Linked DNA regions of Homo sapiens: region 2 is linked to region 1. Evidence: chromatin loops called from intact Hi-C (ENCODE). Cell type or tissue: dorsolateral prefrontal cortex. All regions are shown on one strand. Links, peaks and the distances in the headings refer to the core of each region. The heading gives the core; the rest is flanking DNA. Region 1 has its middle 41 kb from the start of LITATS1. Region 2 has its middle 150 kb from the start of LITATS1.

Evidence for each region. Peaks named below come from ENCODE experiments on the same cell type or tissue, not always from the same donor. Only the 100,000 strongest peaks of a DNase experiment are listed, where the experiment ranks them.
Region 2: it touches region 1 in a loop (3-fold over the local background); 5 of 110 quality-filtered maps call a loop at or near these places.

What each region holds. Positions count from the first base shown.
Region 1 is chr1:37,429,326-37,437,655 of GRCh38, forward strand. No RefSeq gene overlaps it. Among named protein-coding and RNA genes, the nearest start is that of LITATS1, 41 kb to the right of the region's middle. In dorsolateral prefrontal cortex, for the core only: CTCF peaks have their summits at 5,152 (motif pointing left) and 5,361; a DNase peak (open chromatin) is centred at 5,146; H3K27me3 peaks cover 1,568 bases.
Region 2 is chr1:37,320,433-37,328,762 of GRCh38, forward strand. No RefSeq gene overlaps it. Among named protein-coding and RNA genes, the nearest start is that of LITATS1, 150 kb to the right of the region's middle. In dorsolateral prefrontal cortex, for the core only: CTCF peaks have their summits at 3,538 (motif pointing left) and 4,817; a DNase peak (open chromatin) is centred at 4,719; H3K4me3 peaks cover 473 bases; H3K27ac peaks cover 1,400 bases; H3K27me3 peaks cover 969 bases.

The sequences.
Region 1 (8,330 bases), core at 289-8,288:
AGGGTTTGTTTGGCCCCACCAAGTTTCATCCCCAGTGTTGGAGGTGGGACCTGGTGGGAGGTGTTTGGGTCGTGAGGCTTGGTGCCATTCTTGTGGGAGTGAGTGAGTTCTCACTCTTAGTTCCCCTGAGAACTAGTTGTTGAAAAGAATCTAGCATCTCCTCTTCTCCCTCCCTATCTCTCTCCCCCTCTCGCTCCCTCTCCCTCTTCTGTCCCCCTCTCTCCCTCCCTTTCCCTCTTCTCTCCCGCTCTTTCTCTCCCTCTCCCCTTCTCCCTCTCTCTCTCCCCCATCCCTCTTTCTCCCCCTTTCCTCTCTCTCTCCCCCTTCCCTCTCTCTTTCTCCCCCTTTCCTCTCTCTTTCTCCCCCTTTCCTCTCTCTCTCCCCCTTTCCTCTCTCTCCCCCTTCCCTCTCTGTCTCTCCCCCATCTCTCTCACCCCTCTCCCTCCCTCTCCCTCCCCCTCCCTCTTTCTCTCCCTCCCTCCCTCTCTCCCTCCCTCCCTCCTTCTTTCCCTCCCTCCCTCTCTCTCTCCCTCGCTTCCTTTCTCTCTCTCCCTCCCTCCCCCTCTCCCTCTCTCTTTGTCTACACATGTTATCTCTGCACACAGGTCCCCTCTCCTTTCTGCCATGAGTGGAAGCATCCTGCAGCCCTCACCTGGGGCAGCACCTTTGCCGCCACCATGCTTCCAGTACAGCCTGAAGAACCATGAGCCAAGTAAACCTCTTTTCTTTAAAATTACCCTGCCTCAGGTATTCCTTCATAGCAATGCAAATGGACTGAGACAGACACCCACTGACCCCCAACCCCAGGGCTACTTTAGCATATTGGCAAGGCTGGGACCCAAAGAGCCCCTTGGAAATCCTACCTCCTACAAGGCCCTGCAGGGGAACAGACACAAGCCCCTCTGCCTGGGCAATGCCAGATGTTCCTTCCCTCCCAGTCTCCAGAGTTTGTAACCATCCTCCCTGCAGTCAGGGGAATCCCTCCTCTTTTCAATGTTCCCTCACTTTTCCCACCAGATCACACAGCTTAATTCCCAGGGGAGGCTTCAGCTTTAGGGAAATAAAACCTGAATGGAGAAGTGTCTTGCAGACAAAGTCTCTTCCAGTCTCAAGGCAGCTCAGGCCAGCCGCCTGCCTGAACGGAGACGAGAGAAAACGCCACCATCTCCAAGCGTTGCCCTCACCAGTGGGCGAGTGGGCCCTGGAGCCCCACTCAGGGTGGATCCCCGAGAATCTGGAGTCAGATTCTGAGGGGCTAGGCTGACCCAGGCACATCCCTGAGATAGCCCCAGAGGAGGCAGCGTTCAGTGAGGACACACACCCCAGCTGACTGTGACTATGCACAGCGGGCAGCTTGCATCCAGGATTGAAGCTAACTCTGGGTAAGGAGCCAGCAGCTCCACCTGAAAAGGGCAGGGGAGGCTTCCAGGGATGGAAGCTGTGGGCTTGGCCAGGCCAGGTGAGGACAGGGCACCAGCCAGAGGGGTAGGAGGCTCAGTGCAGGAAAGAGCTGGAGGCTGGACCTTGCACTGGCATCCAAGGAGATAGTGCCAGGTGGCCCTTAGCATCGTGGGCATGGTGTGGGTGGAGGGAGGAGTTAGGACAGGCAAATGAGGGCCAGTTGTAGGGGCCTTGAATGCCCGGCCAAGGAGCTTGGCCTTTATCCTGTGGGCAGTAGGGAGGCCACAGAAGGGTTTTAAGTGAAGAGGCTGTGCCCAGATTTGAGTGTTGAGAAACCATACTGGCCACAGGGTGGCTAGCAGAGTGGATAGGAGAAGGAGGGGAAGGGGTGCAGGGGAGAGGCAAGGAGGCCAAATTAAAAGTGACTGCAATCATTCAGGTGGTGGTGACCCAGACAGCGGTCTGGGATAAGGGGTGGGGAAGTAGAATCTCAACTGGGCTCGCCAGATAGGCACAGGAGCTGTGCCCTGGCCAGGTGGTCTCCTGGGCCAGGGCACAGCTCCTGTGCAAACTGCCATCCAACTGTCCCTCCACTGTAGAGGACTGCTTCCTTCAAGCCCACAGACAGGACCCTGCTGGCCTCCCAAGGTCAGTATGGTTGGGGCAGCAGCAGTTCAGAGCCCACCCCACCTCAGCGGCAGCCCAAAGGCTGGGAGGAGCCCTGGGGAGGCCTGGCCAAGGCTTGCAAGTGCTAGACTGGAGGGCTGAGACCTTGAACCTGTCCCAGGGAATCCCATTCATAGTCACGCACACAGGCATGCATTACACACCACACACCCTCACACATACAGGCACACCCAATTCACCTGACCCAATAGAAGGCACATGCCACAATCACACACGTGGCACCTGCCTTGCATGCACTTGACATCCCACCAGCTGGATACTCATATCATACTGACCTCCATGTCCCCAAAAATGATCACCACTCACACAAAACCCATTCTTCACTACCCCGGAAACACCCAGACATCACACACTCCATGCAACTCACACCCCATCCAGACCCACACCACCCAAAACAATATACGTTCCTTGTACTCAAACATCAGACACACCATGAAAACACACAAACCAGTACACACCACCCACCCTCCCACATCTAAGCTGGCCTGCCCACCACACACACACAGGCAGGTGCCCCTTACACACCACACACAGGGCTGAGGGAGGTCCCAGCCAACCTCCACTCCCAAACCTGCATATCCATGTCCACGGGGCTGGAGCTGCCTGAATGAGGCACCTTTGTCTGACTCACAAAAAGGCAGTACTGGTTTAGGGTAAACATGGCCTGCAGAGCTGGCTGAAATTTTCAAACCAAACAATGCCTGATAAAGACTTCTGTCTCTGGGGCCAGGCGCGTTGGCTCATGCCTGTAATCCCAGCACTGGGATGCCAAGGTGGGCAGATGACCTGAGGTCAGGAGTTCAAGACCAGCCTGGCCAATATGGTGAAACCCCGTCTCTACTAAAAATACAAAAATTAACTGGGCCTAGTGGTAGGCACCTGTAATCCCAGCTACTCGGGAGGCTGAGGCAGGAGAATCACTTGAACCCAGGAGGCAGAGATTGCAGTGAGCCGAGACTGCGCCTGGGCAACAGTGCGAGACTCCGTCTCAAAAAAAGAGTTATGTCTCTGGGAACAAACTACGTATCCACAGCTATGTAACAGTTACCTCCATCCTTAGTGAATCACAATGTACATCCAATTATAAATGATGGGAAAACTCCGATATCAAAGGCTAAGTTAACATGTATGTGATGCTTGGTGCATGCAATAAATTCCATTTTTTATTATAAGCAGATATACTGGGGTTTTTTTTAACTAACAGAATATCATTTTACCTTCTCCACTAAATAAATGTTGTACAAATATTTAGAGAATATTGACATAAAGTGGCACCAAACTGGCCTGCTTGGGAGGTCCTTCTGTCTCCATCTGGCCCTGCTTAGCTGAGATCCCTCCTATGGCCTTTCCAACATGGTGGGCAGGGAGGGGCGGTGGGCCTGGCACGCTCGGTGGGCCGACGGTGCCTGTTGCTGGCTGCATCGGCCGCAAGGAGGCTCTGGCCAGCAAGACCGGCTGCACACCTAGAGGGAGGCTGACTGGAGGTATTACTCCTAGAGGGGCTGTGGTGGATCTTTCTAAGCCCACACTTGACTCTGTCCACACAGAACTCGCCTGTGTGTGGTCTTTGGGGAGGCTGCACGGGAGCAGCATACTGATCAGGCTGGAAGGAGAGAAAGAAAGAGAAAAAACACCTTCAAACAGCAGAGCTTCATATTCGTCGTTGGCTCTAAAAGACCCAAGAACACAGATGTGCACAGGCCAGCCCTGAGATAGCCACACACCATGACACACAAAAGACACAGAGGCAACGTGTATGCAGAGACAACCTGCAGACAGAGACAGCTCACAGCTGCTGGCGCAGAGCAACACTCGTGTCCCAACACATACACAAAGCACAGAGGCAAAAGCCAGCATGCCAGGCAGACAGAACCAGCCCCAAAAGCCCCTTCACATGCCGGACAGACACACTTGCATGCACGTAGGTACCCAGCACCTGCACACAGGGATGTGCCCCCGCACGCGCAGCGGTGCTGAGACACACTCCCGAGCACACCCCACAGCCACTCTGAATGCCTCATCCTTGGCAGGTGGGAGCAGGTGTCTCCTTGCAGGCGACCCTGCTCCCCACCTTCTCTCAGCCTTGAGGCCAAGGGCCAAGGGCCGTCGGACCCCCTGCTGTGACTATAGTGGGCATGAGATCTAAATGACCCAGACCTACCCCACAGGAGGGAAAAGAAGGTCCTGACATTTGTTGGCTCACTCCTCTCAAACCCCTGCCACTGGGCAATTCAGTGCGTACTGGAATTGCCAAGGGATCGTGCCACTGCATTCCAGCCTGGGTGACAGAGTGAGACCCCGTCTCAATTAAAAAAATAAAAGAAAAAAAAGAAACAAACAAAAGAGAATTGCCAGGGGAGTTTTTTGTTTGTTTGTTTGTTTTTGGGTTTTTTTGTTTTTGAGACAGAGTCTCACTCTTGTTGCCCAGGCTGGAATGCAATGGCGTGATCTCGGCTCACCACAACCTCCACCTCCCGATTTCAAGCGATTCTCCTGCCTCAGCCTCCCAAGTAGCTGGGATTAGAGGCATACGCCACTGCACCCGGCTAATTTTTTGTATTTTTAGTAGAGACAGGGTTTCACCATGTTGGCCAGGCTGGTCTTGAACTCCTGACCTCAGGTAATCCACCCGCCTCGGCCTCCCAAAGTGCTAGGATTACGGGCGTGAGACACCGCACCTGGCCAGGGGAGATTTTTTTTTTTTTTTTTTTTTTTAATGACTGGTGCCTGAGCCCCACCCTCAGACTCTGATTCATGGATCTGGGGAGGGCACCAGGCCTGGGTGGGTTTTTAACACTCCCCAGGCTACTCTAATGTGCTCCCAGGGTTGAAAATTACTTAGGCTTCCCAGGGTCTTGCGGGCATCCCTGGTCTCCGCAGGACTGCCCCAATCAACAAGATCCTGAGGGTGTGAAGGTGCCCCCTCTCTGCCCTTCAGCTCGCCAAGGAAGCCCTTGCCACACTGGGTCCGACCCACCCACCACGAAGACCCTTTTCTAAGTGCTGGTGGCACTTAGAAAAGGCGCCGGGCACGCCCATCTGCGCACTGCGGCTGCCCCCTGCTGGACAGAGCCAGTCAGGCCCAGCTGCTGGCATGACCTGCCTCTCCCACACAGGGCAACCCCAGGCTGAGCTGTTAGGGGAGCCAGAAGCACATGACCCTCAAGAGAAGTCCCCACACCTTCTGCAAGAGTCCACAAACCGTCAGCTCTGCACCCTCCTACAAAACCCCAGCTACCTCTCTGGTCCCAGCTGTCTCAGGCCTAGATGATCACAGGTATTTTCCTTTGTTCATCTACTCAGTGGTAGCCAGCAATGCTGTGCTGGACTGACCAGTCCTGGCAGCTGGGGCTGCAGAGATGAATAAGGAAGGGAACTGACAAGTCCTCCCATGCCCAGCCATCTTCCAACAGCTGCCCAAGCCACCTTCCTCCAGCTGCCTATGTCCTTGCTACTCCACAGCCCTTGGTGCTCCCTCCTGCCCTTAGGATAAAGCCCAGGCTCCTCACAGCCGGGCTCCTGCTGCCCAGAGCACATCTCTTCTTAGTCTCCCGGAAGGCCTTCCACCCTGGGACTGCCTGGCAAACTGTCATTCGCAGTTCTACTTTCTACTTATGCCACCTCCTCCAGGAAGCCTTCTCTGACCTCCTCCCTCCACCAGCCTTCATATCCATTAGCCACTACCTCCTCTTTTCCCCTGAACATTACATACTTGCCTCTTATACTGATTCTCTGTTTATGTGTCTGCCTCCCTCCGCTCTAGACTTGGGGTTCCCGGTGGGGCGGGGGAGGTTCAGGGACCTGGGATCGATAAAGGTCTGTAGAATTAATGAAGCCTTCTCCAACCTGCCCAGTCCATAGAAAGCTCTTCTGTCTCTGGGTGCACCACACCAGTAGGCTGAGTGCCTCCCTCAGAGAAGCAATCCCTAGGGCAAGGAAGAGAAAAAATAACAGCTATGACACTACTAAAGCACATGCTTACTAGGTACCAGATGTGTATTCGATTCCACATGTTTTACATATATCAATTCATTTAACCCTCACAACATTATTATGAGCTAGATGGGAAACCTAAGGTACGGAGAGGTTAGATAACTTGCCCAAGCAAACATACAGCTGTCAGTCTAGAGCTGGGATCCTGCCCAGGAGTTGGCTCCAGAGGCCATACTGTTAACCATGTTAACCACATTTTCCGGTTTTTTGTTTGTTTGTTTGTTTGTTTGTTGTCGTTGTCTTCTTTTTGAGACAAGGTCTCGCTCTGTTGCCCAGGCTGGAGTGCAGTGGCACAGTGGCTCACTGCAGCCTCCACCTCCCAGGCCTCAATAGATCCTCCACCTCAGCTTCCTGAGTAGCTGGGTCTACAGGTGCGTGCCACCACGCCCGGCTAATTTTCTTGTAGAGACGGGGTTTTGCCATGTCGCCCAGGCTGGTCCCACTCCTAGGATCAAATGATCCACCCGATCACCCGCCGTGGCCTCTCAAAGTGCTGGAATTACAGATGTGAGCCACTGCCTGTGGCCCACACTTCCCTCTCAAGGGAAGAGAATGTTGGTGGAGAACCCATGTCCATTGCGGCCCTGAGCTGCCTCCCAGGCACCTCCTACGGGAGACAGGAAAGGTCTTCGCAGGAGAGGCCAGACCCAGATTCCCTAGCCATCCGCTCTAGGGCTGTGGCTTCTTTCACTTCCTTCTTAATTTTTCCAACAAGAACAGATGCCACTGCAGCTGACAACTGCCTGTGTGAATGGAAAGGCGGATCCAGCCCCTCATTTGTCTGGTGAGAAAATGAAATTGGACAAGGAGGCAGCTGAGCTTCGGGAGACCTGGAGGATCCAGGGGTGGTGGCAGGCATAGGAGGGCACCCAACAGGCAGGGAATGCAATACAGGGACAGGATGGTAGGTCTGAAATGCCCCAAGACCCTCTGCACAAGCCCCTGCCTCTAACACTTTTTTTTTTTTTAAGATGGAGTCTTACTCTGTTGCCCAGTCTAGAGTGCAATGGCACAATCTCAGCTCACTGCAACCTCCCCCTCCTGGGTTCAAGCGATTCTCCTGCCTCAGCCTCCTGAGTAGCTGGGACTACAGATGCACGCCACCACACCCGGCTAATTTCTGTATATTTCGTAGAGATGGGGTTTCACCATGTTGGTCAGGCTGGTCTCCAACTCCCAACCTCAAGTGATCTGCCCGCCTTGGCCTCCCAAAGTTCTGGGATTACATGTGTGAGCCACCACATCCCGCCCTCCAATACTTTCTTCCTTTGTCTCTCCCTCTCTTCTTCCCTTCCTTATGTCCTTCCTTTCTTCCTTCCAGACGTGGTGAGCAACTACCAGATACTCCCCCGTGCTGGCTCCTGGGAACACAAGGGAGAAGGAGTCACTAGCATCGTACTCAAGGAGCTCCCAGTCTGGAGAAACAGACAGGGCCAGACCATCAGTGAGTGCTATGATGGAGCAGATTCTGAGGTCCATCTGTCTGGGCTCCTATCAGCTTCCGCCACTTCCAAGCTGTGTGAATTGCACAAAGTATTTAAGTTCTGCATCTGTAAAATGGGATACTCAAGACACCTGCTTCACTGAGTGTTAGAAGGATTAATGGAGTTAACACATGTAACATGCTTCGGAATCGTGCCTGGCACACAGCAAGCTCCTTCTACCACATCTCCCAGGAATGTAGCCCCTCACCAAATCCCAGGATCCTCCTTGCTGCTGTTCCTTTTACTCCTCTGTTGTTCCTCACACCCCCTCACAATCTAGAAGTAGCCCCTGAGGTCTAATCACTATCCCTCCGGTTGCAAGGCACTTATCATCCACAGCAGATATTTACATGCACCACCCATAATAGGCATCACACTGAGCTCACCAGGGGAGCTGTCTAAGCATACCAGGGGAGGGCCCCTGGTGACTCCGAGACCCTGGTCTTGGGAGAGGATAAGAGTTTGGCCTGGGGTAGAACAGCTCCCTGCCCCAAACCAGGTGTGTCTGCCTCACCAGTCACTCAGGCCTGGGGTGGTAAGTGGCAGCCCTAACTGCAGAAAGCTGCCCCACCACTGGCTTCTCAGCCAGACAATTCTTATTGATAGCTGGCCTCAGGCTCTCTAGCTGTAGTGCCAAGGGTCACATTCTGACAGAGCAGAGGGAATGCTGGGGTGACCTGCAGAGGATGTTCTCCCTGACTCGGCCCCAGCCATGCAGCCCACGGTCCCAGGGAGCAAAGTTACAAGGTCAAGGAGTTGGGGCAC
Region 2 (8,330 bases), core at 283-8,282, 110 kb before region 1:
CTGGATTTTTCTTAAGAATCTTTACTGAGGACCCATTCTGTGCCCACCAAGGACTTTGAGTACATTATTTATTATGATTATGAGCATGATTATTATAAATAGCTATCACTAGATGTTGGTGGGAATGCAAATTAGTACAGCCACTATGCAGCACAGTATGGAGGTTCCTCAAAAAACTCAAAATAGAACCACCATATGATCAGCAAGCCCGCTACTGGGTATAGATCCAAAAGAAAGGAAATCAATACATCAAAGAGATAATCTGCACTCCTGTGTTCATTGTAGCACTCTTCACAGTAGCTGAGAGACGGAATCAACCTAAGTGCCCATCAAGAGATGAATGGATAAAGAGAATGTGGAATACATACACCATGGAATATTATTCAGCCATAAAAAAAAGTATAAAATCCTGTCGTTTGCAGCAACATGGATGGAACTGGAGGCCATGAGGTTAAGTGAAATCAATTAGGCACAGAAAGACAAATATCACATGTTCTCACTCATAGGTGGCAGCTTAAGAAGGGGATCTCATGAAGATAAAGAGTATATTAGTGGTTACCTGAGGTCAGGAAGGGGAGAAGTGAGGGGTATGGAATAAATAAATAAATTGCTACCACAAATTGACCCCTTATTCTGTGCAAAGTATGTGCGTGTGATTCACACACATGATCTCATTATATGAATAGTAATAGCAATAGCCAACGGCTGATTGAGCCCCTAATGTGAGCATTATGTCTATAACAACATGACGTCCTCCCTGAGGAAGGTGAGGGTCAGGGCCAGGCAGCCAAGTGCTTTGGGTCCCACCACCAACCAGCAGAGGATCCAGCATTAGAACTGTGGCCTGCCTTCCAGAAGGCTCCTTGAGGGAAGGTTCTAGCAAGAATATCTCCTTTGCCTGCCTCTCACCCTGGAGCCTCACACCAGCTGAGCAGACGGCAAAACCAGGGTGCACTTGCTTGCGGACTGATGGAGACTGTTAAATTCATTCAACAGTCAGGTCCGTGGGTGGAAACCACCCAAGTCCTCCACTTAATAGAAAAAAGTAATAAGTGCTAAGGAAAACCTCCTGACCTCAGTATTCATATCAGAAAACATCCTGCAAAATAAAAACAGTAGCATCTGTAAACTGTTTCACCTTTCCGCATATTATGGTGCCCAAGGTTGCACACTGGGGAATGTCAGAGCCAGGATTCAGCACAACTCTCCTTCCCCACCCATGCTCTTAGAGATCCAGGACTGGGGAGAGCATGACTTATTTTTCTCTGTTCCAAAGAGGATATTCTGGAAACGTATGATTGTGTCTGCTGTTGAATGTGTAGTCTATTTTATAAAAAGGTATGTGCAAAAGGAGTGGCCAGGGTGAGCCCCGGATGAAGCAGAGGATGGAGAGGAGACACAGGCAGGAGTGGGGACTTGTGACTTTGAGGTCCTGGGGGCTGTGCCCTGGGGTTGGTGGATGTGAGAGCAACAGAAGACAGGAGTTTCCTGGGAGCAATTATTCTACTTGGAAGAGGAGCAGGAGGCAGAGGAATGGAACACAAATTTATTGAACATCAACTGCGAGTCAGGCACAGTGCTAGGCCCTTACCTTCCTAATCCCATTTAATCACCCCATCCACAAAGCAGACAGAAAATGTCCATCCCACAAATGACAATGCTGAAGCTCAGAGAGTTTAAGTAAGTTGCTTAAGATCACACAGTTCATCAGCAGGGAAACAGAATACAAAACCAGATCAGGAGAGCTTATTCTCCTATATGTCAAACTTTGTGCACCTGACTTCCAAGCCTTCCTGCTGTAACTGTGGGCCTGGAGCCTCCTCAGCCCCAGAGTCCTCAGCCTTCAGCTCCCCTGTGAGCACTGCTCATCCTTCTGATGGAATTTGGAATCTTGTTGGCCTGAGAGCCGGGGACCTCCATTCTCTGCCCCAATTTTCCTTCCCAAAATGCTAGCCTGAGACCCTCTCTCTGGTCTTTGAAGGAGCTGTCCACTCTCCCCAGACCCTCCCAAAGCCTCTCCTTTGCTGGCCTGGGCACCCACTGCTCTCACAGCACATGCTCTGGGTGGAAGGAAGCAGGGAAGCTGCTCTGCTCCCTCGTCTCTTCCCCAGTGGATTTCTGCTCTGTCCTGCACATTCTATGGAGGAAAAGGGTCCAACTTTGACCGTCTGGGACACCTTCCCAGCAAGTGTCCTCTTCTCCAGATCATGGCCCTTTCTGAGTTATACCCTCCCCAGTGGGCATTTAGCTCATTTCTGGAACTAAATGGCCAGTGGCTGGCCTGGTCAATGGACAAGTTATACTCCTATTCATCCTTCAGATCTCAGACCAAACATCACTTCCTCAGGGAAGGCCTCCCTGACCCACCCGCGGACGCTCATTGCACTGTAAATTTGTCCCTCAGATTATTCTATACAATATCCAACCAAATCATACATAACATCATTCAGCGTTCGGTATTTGCCTCCCCTAATGAGCTGTGCACGCCATGGAGGTAAGGATTCTGTGTATCTTGTTCGACTATGAATCCCAGGCATTCTGCACACGATAGGAATGCAGTAAATATTTACTGAATGAATAATGAATGAATGCTCCAGACAGAATTGGGGCTCCCTCCTCTGGGCTCCCACAGTTCTCTGGACACAGCTTCTTTACCACTCTATCACACTGTGCCATAAGCCTCTATTTCAGAGTCTCAAACTCACAGCACGAGAGTCAAACCAGGCCCACAATTTTAAAGTAAGAGATGTTTTATATATATATATAGATAGATATAGATATATATATATATAGATATATATATATAGATAGATAGATAGATAGATATAGATAGATAGATAGATATAGATATAGATATAGATATAAAACCTAAACATTTAATTTATCTTGAAGAATAGGAAGATATGGCAGTGTTGTGCCACATTCCCACCTTGCAACAATCACGTGGAACTGAGTGGCAGCTGCCACCCTCTAGGTGGGGCCCCAAGTCTCCAGGTTGCCCCTCCCCAACTCCCTGTTCTTCTTACTCAGACCCAATTCACCCATCTCCATTACCACCCTGGCCATGGAAGGCACTTGGGTTTGTGACCCCCCTCTCTGTTTCCATAGCCCTTCCCCTTCCCTCCCCCGGCTGAGCACTCCCCTGCATGGGGTCCACACGGAGAAGATGCACCTCAAGGTTGGCTGAACGAGTGAACAAAAGCCAGAGCAAAAGGAAGCTACAGGGAGTGGTGACACCAAGTGGAGTGAACCTGAGTGTTGAGAGAAGAGAATGCCTTCCCTGAGGAATGGGAGCACCGGATTAGACGCTCTTTAGGGATTAGTCCAGAAAAGATAATTGAGTGTACCAAACACTTTGTATTTTGTCTCATTAGCTGCTCTGATGCTTGCCATGCTTAAAGTTGAGGGTGGTAAGTAGGTTAATCTCATTGAACTGGTTTAATAAGTAGAAATCCATTTTTAAATGTCTCCCAAGGATGGAAATCTTTGCTATGGCCCGGCTCCCCAAAGCGGCCTGGGACTCTACTGCCACCTGGTGACAATGAGTGCATATTGCAGGAAGAGTGTACTAAAAAGACAAGTGGTCAAGAACCTGGACCCTCCCCTGCCAGAAACAACCCTGAAAAGGGGACCCGGCGCCGTGGTTCACGCCTGTAGTCCCAGCACTTTGGGAAGCCGAGGCAGGCAGATCACGAGGTCAAGAGTTCGAGACCAGCCTGGCCAATATGGTGAAACCCCCGTCTCTACTAAAAACACAAAAATTAGCTGGGCGTGGTGGCAGGCGCCTGTAATTCAAGCTACTCAGGAGGCTGAGGCAGGAGAATTGTTTGAACCCAGGAGGCAGAGGTTGCAGTGAGCCGAGACTGCACCATTGCACTTCAGCCTGGGTGACAGGGCAAGACTTCGTCTCAAAAAAAAAAAAAAGAAAGAAAGGAAGGTAACCAGTGGAGCTGAAATTACTGGTTTAAAGGAGGAATTAAATTTAGTGCAACTCAAAACACAATTACCTAGTATTTGAGGTATCTGAGCTTGGAGTTTCCAACCCTCTGGGAGCTTCTAACTATAATCACGACAGACATACATAATTTACTCTAATGCAAAGTAGACTGAGGCCCAGGTCCAGAACTGTCAAATCCTTCTGCATGTGGGTGCTTCTGCTCAGCTTGAACTAACAACCAAGAGCTGGCAAATATGGACCAGGCACCAAGTAAAGTGTTTCTTACACATTTTTCTTTTCTCCAGTAAACCTTCACAACAATCTTCTAAAGTCCTATTATTACCCCATTCTACAGGACAAGGAAATGGAGGCTCAAAGAGTTGACATCAAGTGCCCATGGTCAAGAGCTACCATGAGCAGCAGAGAAAGGACTCAGGTCTGGCTTAGGTCTGGCTGACTCCAGGCCCTTCACTGCTTCTCTATAGTTTCCTATCTGCTCTAGACCCAAGGTAACCTCTTTGAAATTCCAGAGCTCACCCAAAACCAGCATCTCCCCTACCTGTAATTCCTGGAAGGACGGAATAGCACAAAGAGGAATGTTAGAACTTCCCACCTCATACCTTGGTTGTCTCCCTGTCCTTTCTGTCCTCTCCTCCTCCGCCTCTGTTCTACAAGACCCTCTGGGGCTCTTCTGGTCCCTGCCTGCCCCAGGGGAGGCTAGCTGCCTGTCCTGAGTCTGGATCCCAGGATTTTGGTCATCCCCATGCCAAGTTCACATCCCATCTGGTGGCATGGAGCCTGGTTTGCTGATCGGCAAGTTCACAGCATGAGCCTGTGCTCCCCAGAGAGAAATACAAAACCATAATTGTCCCCAGATTGGCTTGTGTTCTTTGTAGAAAGAAACAATACACAGCCTTTGTGTTCAAAAGAAAAAATTACTGAAACAAAAAATTTCCAGTTCACACTCTTTTGAATTGAGAGAAATAAGTAAACACTATTTCCCAAATCTATGTTCACTGGGAAGCCTCCTTTTATTATATTTATGCAAAAACATGAGCCAAATCTCATCCTACGCTGATATAAGACACATTTGATAATAAAATGCAAACGCTGTTTGCAAAGAATTAGAGAGGATCAAGTTCTGGTCTATTGTGAGGACTAGTTTTAAAATTAAGACTTTTAAGCTTCATGTATCCCAATTTTATTTTGCAATAATCCATGCCTTCAACTTACCCTGTTTATATTTGCTCCGAAAAATGTAGCCAAAAATTCACTGAACATTGATTGTGAAAAGGGTAACTCATTATCTGCTTTCATCCAGAAATAACAGAGAACGAAAGAAAGGTGTTTGCTTGTGTTCCCACAATTCTTTGGGAAATATTTGCTTTCAGACATTTTGTAATATTGTGACGTGTGCACATTTCTGCATGGAAGCTTTGTAATTTTTAAAAAGATACCAAAAGGAGCAGAAAGGAGACTAAAGGTTTGCACCTGTGCCCAGGTCACAGCAGAGCCTAATCTGCATACTCACCTGAAGGATTATGGGACATTGCCATAGCCCTCCGATGAGCATTGACACGAGGGGTCTCCAAGCAAGGAGGACTTTGGGAGGTTGCTGGAGGGACGTTGCATACTAAGCCCCATGGCCATGAAAGGAATATAGAGAGACCACCCCTGGTGCTAAAAAGGACACTCTCAGGGGGAGAGGGAAGGCTTACAGGAAAGCTACCCTAAGCCAAAAAGTAAGTAAAAGTATATGACCCACTATAACAGTGGAAGCCAGTGGCTTCCTCAATGGTATAACAGACAGGCTAGGGAGCCCCAGTGCCTGCTGACCAGTGTCCTGGGTTTCAACCCCCCGGCTTCTGAATCTCCCCCTTTGCTTAGGAGTTGAGCCTAGCCCACTTGGGATTTGCATTCACTGCCTGACCAGCGCCCCATCCCATTTCTATTCCTACCTCTCCCCTTGCCTTCCCTTTTTCATCTTCCGTTCATCCATCTTGCTAACTGACGGATGTGTTTCCATTACTGCCAACATTCACATTAAAACTCTCTGACCTTTATGTCGCTTTTTTTCTGTTCTTTCTAGAGCACTTTTACTTACACGAATGCTTCTTCAACTGAATACACACAACCCTTGGGGGCTCCCACCCGTGGGCCAGGGAGTATGCAGAGCCACATGACAAACACGGCCCATCTTGCTGGCACTGAAATTACCCAATGATAAGTAACTTAAAACACTGTGTTAAAAGAAACAACATGGATACATTATGGAGCAGAATGCAAAATGCACCTGAATTTTTAAGCTACAGTAAGACTTCAAATAAATTCTGAGCTTGTGGCTATCTGCTTTAAGCTATACCCTCAAACCCCAGGATACAGCTTACTCTCTTTTGCCATTAGGTTTTGCTTTAGTGGAAAAGCTGGAGAAGCTCTGACTTAATTTATCACATAAAATTCTCAAACTAGGCCAGGCATGGTGGCTGACGCCTGTAATCCCAGCACTTTGGGAGGCCAAGGCAGGCAGATCACCTGAGGTCAGGAGTTCGAGACCAGCTTGGCCAACATGGTGAAACCCCATCTCTACCAAAAATACAAAAATTAGCCAGGCATGGTGGCAGGCGCCTGTAATCCCAGCTACTTGGGAGGCTAAGGTAGGAGAATCGCTTGAACCTGGGAGGTGGAGGTTGCAGTGAGCCAAGACCACACCACTGCACTCCAGCCTGGGCAACAGAGCAAGACTCCATCTCAAAAAAAAAAAAGAAAAAAGAAAATTCTCACAACAGCCCTTTAAAAAGCTAAACAGTTTTAGAGATGGAAAAATAGGGACTCAGAGATGCTTAGCAACTTGCCCCGGGTCACCTAGCAAGCAGGTGTCAGAGCCTAATGTCTATCCAGCTATTCTGGCTCCAGGCAGGATACTCATTCCATTGCAAGGTATCGCCAGGTGCCTTGAACTTCCCGAGGCAAGAAGACCCTGGAGACAGGTAGCAGGGTGGCCAGGGCTGGGGTGGCTTCAAAACTCACAGACAAGCAGATGCTTCAAGTCTGGGAAGCCTAAGCCCAGGTGGCTGCAATTCTGATGTCACCTAGATAAGCCACTGTCAACTCTGCCATCCCCTTCCCCAGGCTCAGAGGCTGAGGACAGAGAAGCTGGGGTTGTGCCCCAGTTCTTTCTAGTAAGACTCAAAGGACAAAGGGTGGGCCCAGGGAACATGGGTGACCCTGGCCTCATCCTCAGTGCCCATTGCTGTCAGGGCAGGGGCTCCAGCTTGCAGCACTCTGGGCCCAGCAGGATTCTATAGACTGCTGCTGAATTGGCTGGGACAGGATTGAAAACCCCACACCTTTCCCACTCAGCCACCCTCTGTGAGGTTATGGCAGGAGTCCCTTCCCAGAGTCAGGAGGCCTAAGTTCTAGCCCAGTTTCTCCAAAAGAAGCTCAGGCCAGGCCCTCCTCCCTCTGGCTCTGGCACAGCGGGGCTCACTCAAGCACAGTGATTGAGCTCAGGGGTTCTCGAGCCAGAGCTACCTGGCTTCAAATTCCAGTTTTTCCATGAACTAGCTGTGTGGTCTTGGGTATGTTACTTAAGTGCCTGTGCCTCAGTCTCCTCACCTATAAGTGGGGGATGCTATGTGTGCTTACCCTCAAAGGCTCGTTGCGAGGGTTAAGTGAGTTAATCCACATAAGGCAATTAGAACTGTGCCTGGGCCAGGCGAGGTGGCTTGCGCCTGTAATCCCAGCACTCTGGGAGGCCGAGGCGGGCGGATCATTTGAGGTCAGGAGTTCGAGACCAGCCTCGCCAATATGGTGAAACCCCCGTCGCAACTAAAAATACAAAAATTTGCCTGGCATGGTGGTGGGCGCCTGTGGTCCCAGCTACTCGGGTAGCTGAGGCAGGAGAATTGCTTGAACCTGGGAGGCAGAGGCTGCAGTGAACGGAGATCACCCCAATGCACTCCAGCCTGGGTGACAGAGTGAGACTCCATCTCAAAAAAAAAAAAACAAAAAAAAAACTTCGCCTGGACCCAGTCAGTGTTTGGTGAAGGTGAGATGTTATTATAGTAAAACGGAGGACGAGGGAAGGTAGGGTGGCCCCAGGGACCCTCCCCAACTCCCCGTCCTTGCAGCAGAGCGTCTCTGACTGGCAGATAGGACGGCCGCCCATGCACGGCCACCTTTTTTTCTGGCTCCTGCTATGTCAGACTTAAACAGCTGCCCCAGAGTCAACTGCCACTTCCCATCTCTCCAAGACCCAAGGATTGAGTGAGAAAAGCGTCAATGAGAAATCACCAGGGCCCACAGCCTCCTCAGCAACCCCTCCCAGGTGCCATTCCTCAGCCACCCAACCCCCAGTCCCACAGCTGAGCATTCGTTCAACAATGATTTAATG